3 separate regions of the Mus musculus genome follow, and all the other regions are linked to region 1. Evidence: chromatin loops called from intact Hi-C (ENCODE). Cell type or tissue: heart. All regions are shown on one strand. Region 1 holds the start of Heca (hdc homolog, cell cycle regulator). Region 2 overlaps Abracl (ABRA C-terminal like). Region 3 holds the start of Abracl (ABRA C-terminal like).

Region 1 (2,500 bases):
CACACACACACACACACACTCTCTCTCTCTCTCTCTCTCTCTCTCTCTCTCTCTCTCTCTCTCTCTCTCTCTCTCTCTCTCTCCACCTGTGGCAATCAGGCAACAGGCCTACATCTGCTGGGAATTGCAGCTTTTCTTCTTTGGGGGCAATGGTGGGTGGGTGGGTCGCGGTGAGCAGGGAAGTTTCCAATCGGATCATTCTAACTTGGGCTCCTTTTCCTGCTTGCCCGCTGCCTCGCTCCCACCAACCCGGGACATTTCAGACTCAGCCCGCGCGGGCACCACGGGGAGCAGGCACCAACCGGAGCGCCGCCGCGGGGCCCGCAGCCCCGGTCCACGCCGCTCCGCGTGGGGACCACGAAAGGAAAGGCAGCGCGGGGCGGTGGGGCGGGGCGAGCACTTCCTGACTCGCATTGTCCACGCGCCGCCCGCGCCACCCAGGGCCCCGCCACCGCGCCCGCCCGCCCGTCGGTGAGGAAGTTGGCGCTCGCCCCGCCGCTGTCGTCTTACCATTCTTAGCGTCTCCCGCGGCTGCAGCCCCCGCAGCGACGGTGGCGTTGGCGGCGCCCGTGCCCGCACCTCCCGGGCCCGCCGCGCCGCCGGTGCCCACCGCGCCGGGCGACGCCGCCCCGCAGCCCGCCGCCGCCGCCGCCAGGGCCCCTCCGGCCGCCGCGCCTGTCGCACCCGCCGCCGCCAAGGCCCCGGCTCCATTTTCCTGCTCGTCCCCGCTGCTGTTGGCGCGCTTGTTTTTGCGGCCGCCTTTGCTGTTCTTGGGGTTGGGCATCTCCCCGGCCCGCTCGCGGGTGTCCCGGTCCCCGGCGCCCACGAAGGCGGCTCCCCCGCCGCACCGGGGCGGCCACGGAGAGCGCGGGCCGGCCGCTCTTCCTCAGGCGCCCGCCCCGCCGCGCGGCCCTCGCCGCGACATTCCGGCCGCCGCGCCCTCCGCGGCAGAAGCCGGCGCGGCCACGCGCGGCCACCCGAGGCTCGCAGCCGCGCGGGCGCAACGGGCCCCCGAGCAGAGCGAGACGCGGAGGAGCCCGAGGGAAAAGGCGGGTCTCGGGCTTGTTTTGATTCGGCTGCGCTGACACGCTCCAGGCCCGCCCCCGCCCGTGACGACACTGGGGCTTGAGCCCGGCCCCGCCCACCCAGTGACCTCACGGCAACTCGCTCCGCCCCCGTGACGTCACGCTCGGCGCTCAGCCCTCGGCTCTGGGTGACGTCATCCAGGCGCCTTCTTGGGAGAGGGAGGCTGGCGGGCTTCCCGCGTGTGCTGACAGCCACGACTGGGAGCCAGGCAGTGTTCGTGAAGTTGTTAACTGGCCTTCTGACCTTACTGGAGCTAAACCTGACAACGTGGTCTGGAAAAACAAACAGGTGACTAGAACAGGAGAGCAAAACAAAGGGTTTCGGATTAATAATTCGCTCAATGGCTCTGCGGCTCAACAATGGTAAGATAGGAGTTTCTGGAGAGTGCAGTTGAGCTCCTGTATGGGAATTCTTCAGTCTCGTGGTGGAAAGCTTATTTAGCCCAGACCTACCAACCAGAGACCCAAGGGTTCTGTCGGTTCTGTCAGAAGCAGAGCCAGCCAGGAGGAGCCAGGCTGCACAAAGAAGACTGAGTTGTCTGGAGAGAACGGCCGGGTTGTGAGGAGGACATCAGAGGTGAAGAAGTGAGGGCACAGCCATGCTCAGCAGTAGATGGCCAACACAAAAGAGACTCAGTTGAATCTTAAGAGGTTCTTTGTCTCAGAATGTTTTGTCAGGGATATATATATATATATGTGTAATCTTTTTAGGTCTTTTGTATAGACATATGGCTTCCAGTTTTCTGTTTTTTGTGGAATTCCTCACTGAACGAATACATCTATATGACTTTCTCATGCTTTTTCATTTGTTTGTTTTGTCCTATATTGTGTGTTTGTTTTCATCTTATCTATTTTATTATTATTTAGATGCATATTTGTTTTCTAAGAAGAGGCAGGAAAGCTGTGGATTCGGCTGGGAAGGGAGGTGGAGAGGATCTTGGCAGAGCTGGAGAAGGGGAAAGAAGAGCAGAATATAGTGTATTAAAAATCTATTATTAAAGAAGAAAAACGGAAAGAAAGAAAAAGAGATGAGAGCACAGGGTTCCTGGGAAGAGTTTGATGTAATCTCCTTTTCTGCACTCTCTTCTGCCCCTTTCAAAGACCCGCTCCTTTCCACCCTTCTGATCTCAGCTCATTTCTTCAGAATGATCCCATACCTTACCAGAAGAGCTGTCCCGAGTATCACAGTTTATTTCTCCTGTCTACCTCTGATTACGTTGGCAATGTATATGCTTAAATAATTTTCCTCTGTTCCCTCGCATGAAACAGCCATATTTTTATCTTGGGTGCCGTAAGAAACAACTGAACTGATCTTGGTGAATGTATAAATGACATTCTTGATCCATGACTACAGAAAAACACTGAACTCGTTTACAGTGTCTTCTTCCTATGGCGTGATCTTTAATCGACTGGAC
Region 2 (2,500 bases), 71 kb after region 1:
GATTTATTTTACTTTTATGTTTAGAATTGTACACATCTCAAGAACTTAAAGAAAATGAAAATAACTGTGATGGCTTCTCTTGGTTGTCCACTTGGTATCTAGGATTAACTTTAAATAAAACTTAAGCAGCTGGGTACACCATGAGGGATTTTTTTTTCCTTAATTAAATCATTTGAAGTGGGATGATCCACCTTTGATCCGGGCCACATCTTCTGGTGGAAACCAATATAAAGGACATGGCAGAAGAGAGCTCTCTCTATGCCTACTTGTTCTTGCTGGCAAGTCCATTCCTTCGCTGGCATTAGAGCCCCCTTCTTTGGGATTCTGGCGTATACTGAAGACCAACTGAGGCAAACCAGCCTTGTAGACTGACCTATGGGATATTTGGACCTTCCACTGGTAGACAGCTATTGTTGGTTTAGCGAAACCACAGCTTGAAGCCATTCTAGTAAATCCATTTCTATATATAAGTAGATTCATTCTATAAATTTTGTTTCTCTAGAGGGGCCTGACTAATAGTACAATTTTTTTTAATTTGATTAGATTCAAGCTAAATCTCTAGTCACTTATAAATTCATAAAATGGTAGCAAAATAAATCAGAAAAACATGATTTTTTGGGTTTTTTTTTTTGAGACAGGGTTTCTCTTTGTAGCCCTGGCTGCCCTGGAACTCACTCTATAGACCAGGCTGGCCTCGAACTCAGAAATCCGCCTGCCTCTGCCTCCCAAGTGCTGGGATTAAAGGCGTGCGCCACCACCACCCAGCAGAAAACCATGATTTTAACAACAAACCATTTCAAATATAAATCAAACACCTGATTTTAATGCAAACAACAACAAAAAAAAAAAAACCAGAAGCTCAATAATTTTTCAAATAAATAAATAACAAAACATCTCAACTATTCTCTGCCTCAGAAACCTGACTCCCCAATAGCCCTATGTCTCAGACATCCCTTGATGGCTAAGAGCAGCTACCCCCTCAGCAGTGGGCAGACGGAGTCACTGTCCTCAGTCCTAAGTGGCCTCTCTGGAATGCTGGTTTTGTGGTACACTCAGAAGAAACATTCGGCCTTAGAGTACTTACTTCTGGAACCCAGGCGATGAATTTCCTCCACCAGGAGGTTAACTTCATGTTCCACATTCATTGCTGACTGGAAGAGAAAAGAAGTCTATATTACAGCCATTTTGTACTCCCAGCAGGCAGCAACCCAAGGGTCCGTTTGCTTTTTCAAGCAGCATGTGTCACTATATTGACCATGCCTCTGTTCTTCTAGTATGAAGTATAGTGCACTAATGTAACTGTTTTCCTTCTACTTATGGAACTTCCCTCTATGTTGCTCCACTCCTGTGACCTACTGGCTACTAGCGAGAAAATGGCCTCTGCCCTCACAGCGGTATTACTCCATGCACAGCTTGTGTCAGAGCTTCGCTAAGCACCAAAACTGCAAAAGGTAACAGGATCCATGCTCAAGACAGAGAAAGGCTTCCAGTGAAAAGCAATGTTGCGAGCACTCCCTGGATGGTAGGTCCAAGGCAGAACAGGCAGGCCTCCTCCTTGGAGACCATGGGGAAGGTGGATCAAGTAGACAACGGCAAGAGTAAAATGGAATATTTTGGAGACAGAGAAAGCACAAGGCACAGCTGAGGTAGGTCCTGAACTAGGAGGTAGAGATGCCAAGATAAACTACGCTCCTTGCTCTTCAGGACACTTAGGTCTAGAGGTGGTACAGACTCATACCAAGGCCACCTGAATACCAGTGCAATGATATCGTCCATTTCCCATCCAGGAGCACTGCAGCCTTCTCTAGATTCTGCACATGAAAAATGACTGTGTTGCATAGCTTGTACTGAGGCCCATTCATGGTCCCATCAAGGAGAGTCCAGAATAAGAAGTGAACCTGCTAAGCCTTTCTGAGGCCTGCTGTGGCTTGCTATGTCTTCCGTCGGCCAGATTCTGACCTCTGTTCTAGTCTCCTCCGTTGTACACTTGAATGCTAAGCCACAACTACATGAGTCTCCATCAAATATTGCTGGCCACACTGCCACTTTCTTTCTTCTGATCAACTTATTGCCATTCCCCCTTCTACGTCTCATAAGTCATCCCCAGCTTGGATATACTTCCAGAGAGTATCCCTAACCTTCGGAGAGCCCTCTACTGGCTTTTCCCCTAGCACTGTATGCCTGGATCATTTGGATACTGATTTCTGGGCTTTCCTTACTACAAGGTAAGTTTCTCTGCATGGAGATCTGACTTAAATATTCCTTGTTATCATGCCTGGCACCAAGAGGAGAGGTTAAACAAATGTTGTTTCATTAACTAACAAGAAGTAGCAAGTGGATCCGGGGATAGAACCAGCAGAGACTAGCATATGTGAGCTGGGCCACAGAAGCATAGATTCAATTTGCTTTCACAGGAAAATCTTTGCAGGTTGAATAATGAGCTAAAAGGTGGAGCTCTGGTGACTTGGAAGAAACAACTTCATCCAGATGGATTATTACT
Region 3 (2,500 bases), 75 kb after region 1:
TGTTCCCAGCACACCATCTTGCCAGGTCTTCCCGTTCTTTTACTGTTACACAAACGAATCTAATGCAATAGTGTATCCTTATGTGATATCATATACTGAGTGCTTACTAAGGCAGATCATTTACAAAGCAAGAACAGCCTCGCAGTCTGGACCCTTATGAATAGGAAAATAATAGGTTTGCTACTGCAAACCCAACTCAATAGGTTTTAGTCACTTAATATGGGAGGGGAAAAGAGAAGAAAATATTCACATTATACAATAGACCCAGGGCAGTCTAAAAGCCGGAGAGAAACCTCTCTTCGTTGAGAGATCAAGAACAATGAGAGGTCATAGCAAAGCAAACCTAAGAAAATGAGCCTGTCTGCGAGAGGCTGGGCCAGAAGACGGGCAGCGGCAGATGTCAGCCGGGCCTGTCTAACTGTCTCAGATTCTAATTAGGCTGTCTGAGTGGGTCTCACAAGGAGAGGGGCTTGGCACATGCTAGAAAGCTTCATCGATACACATTTGGAAAGGAATGTCAGGAGCCTTCTCTAGTTATGTTTTAAAACTCTAGAGGCAATAGGCCAAGGAAATAAAGCCTTCTAGAGTCGCCTGCTCGGGAACCGACAGCCAACTTTACACGCGAGCTAGGCGGTCTTCCAGCCTCCCTTCTATCACTAACAGCTGGCGCGGGTCAAAGGCTCACCTTCGTCCCTATTCGCTGGTTCCAGCTGACTCCATATTTGGTCATTCCTCCTACAAGTTTGAGGTCTTGCCAAATATGGATCCCCAAATCCTGAGGTCTGTGTGTACCACTCCCTCACTCCTGAACTGCATAGGGCTGCAGAGCCCGGGACCACAAGCGCTTCGTCCCTTTGTCTTCGCAACTCACCCTCCCTCGGTCCCCCACCGTCAGCGCACCCGAAGGCACAGCCCGGGAGCCCCACGAGTCCTACTTTCCCTTCCTCACCTGCCCTCCGCAGTGCAGAGAGCAATGTCATGACACCACTTCATTGCCCCGGGATCCCCCCCCCCAGTCTTTCCGCACCCCGTAACCTCACCCCCAGCCCCCCACCCAACCAAGCTGACGCCAAATGCAAAACCCACACGTTGCACCGCTGCAAACATCGATTGGGGCTGCCCCTCTCCTGGTCCGCCCCCGGCCGGCAAAACGTCACGTGAGCCCAGTGCGGAAGTGTGCTGGCCGAGTGGGGTTCCCGCCAGTGGGGTACAAAGGGCGCGTGTCCAAGGCCCCTCTAGCTGTACCGCGGCACCCCGAGGTCCTTACCCTCCACCCGGGGCTCAGACTTCCCAGACGTCGGGTCCAGCTTTCCCCCAGCGCCTTCCAGGACTAGCTCACCTCTCCGATTGCTTCCTTCTTCACGGAAGAGCTGCTGCTGCGTGGGTCTGAACCCTGTACTCGGCTTCCGCGCCCTGGGGAGGAACAGGCAGAAGAAGGAAGTGGCCCGGGCTAAGAGAAAGGCTGCAGTGGAGGAGGGAGGGGACAAGGAGAGGCGTAGGGGGCAAGTAAGACTAAGTGCTGTCTGGAAAGGGGCCGCCCATTCTCCCGGGACACGCCTAGGAGGAGGAAACCCGCGCCAACGCCAAAGCTGGAGGCAGGTTTCTAGGAATGCACACACAAAGTACCATCACCTCTCTCGTCCTACTCGTCAGGACCCACAGCCTAATGCATCTTCATTTCCTGACAGAGTATCTTACCCAACAAGAGAAAAAGCTCCCCCAGCGTGCTAAATTCTGAGATCTCCTAGGAAAACAGAGCCTCACGTGGGTTCTGTATGCAGAGCATTAGGCTCAAGACAAATAATAATAATAATAAAGTAAAAAAGACTCAATTTGCAAACACCTTCATTCTTCAAGGCCAGGTCTACCGATTTTGATTCTAGATCTTGAGACGGAATACATTTGTTTCGCTTCATTGTTTCCTACATTTCATTGACCATTCAAATCATTCAAATTCTTTTTATTTCCATCGTATGTACTTGCCCTACCCAGAGTTTTGAAAAAGAAACTCAACTTAAATTATTGTATAGGAATTGTAAATGTAATCATGAGGGAAATTTCTCTTCCCACCCCCAATTAATTACGAGTGTCCAAGTGTCCAAGTCATTGGTGACGTCCTCCGTGGAGGCAGGAAGATCTCTGTGAACTCCGGGTCAACCTAGTGAGTTTCAGCCCCCCCACCCCCCGCAGCCCCCACACACACTCACAAATGTGGCCTAGTCTTTGTCAACCTCATCAAACAGCAGCCACTCCACAACAATGGTGAAACTGATCATTTGGACCAATCAAATCTCCCTTGGAAATTGAAGGTGGTACAGGTAGAGAATGAGCCATCTGGGTGAGGCTGGAAAAGGCCAGGTCAGACAGAGGCCCAAAATGGACTTTCATTGAGCAAGAAAGTTGACTTTGTGCAGAAACCAGGAAGGGGGGGGGGGGTAGAGAATGGAGAGAGGTGGAGCGGGGGAGGGGCTAAGGAGGGAGAGGGGCAGGGTGGGAGAAG

What was found. Hi-C counts contacts between places; a loop is a spot of excess contacts. Peaks named below come from ENCODE experiments on the same cell type or tissue, not always from the same donor. Only the 100,000 strongest peaks of a DNase experiment are listed, where the experiment ranks them.
Region 2: it touches region 1 in a loop (4-fold over the local background); 12 of 42 quality-filtered maps call a loop at or near these places.
Region 3: it touches region 1 in a loop (4-fold over the local background); 12 of 42 quality-filtered maps call a loop at or near these places.

What each region holds. Positions count from the first base shown.
Region 1 is chr10:17,946,999-17,949,498 of GRCm38, forward strand. Heca (hdc homolog, cell cycle regulator) reads right to left here and starts at 1,069. Exons shown (of 4, transcript NM_001033432.3): 1 at 511-1,069. The coding sequence starts at 784. In heart, no CTCF peak of the experiment used is centred here; DNase peaks (open chromatin) are centred at 353 and 1,213; H3K4me3 peaks cover 1,702 bases; H3K27ac peaks cover 1,790 bases.
Region 2 is chr10:18,017,755-18,020,254 of GRCm38, forward strand. Abracl (ABRA C-terminal like) reads right to left here. Exons shown (of 3, transcript NM_028440.1): 2 at 1,085-1,151. The coding sequence starts at 1,145. Among named protein-coding and RNA genes, the nearest start is that of Abracl, 4.2 kb to the right of the region's middle. In heart, no CTCF peak of the experiment used is centred here; no DNase peak of the experiment used is centred here.
Region 3 is chr10:18,021,728-18,024,227 of GRCm38, forward strand. Abracl (ABRA C-terminal like) reads right to left here and starts at 1,525. Exons shown (of 3, transcript NM_028440.1): 1 at 1,340-1,525. In heart, a CTCF peak has its summit at 1,414; DNase peaks (open chromatin) are centred at 684 and 1,454; H3K4me3 peaks cover 1,907 bases; H3K27ac peaks cover 2,050 bases.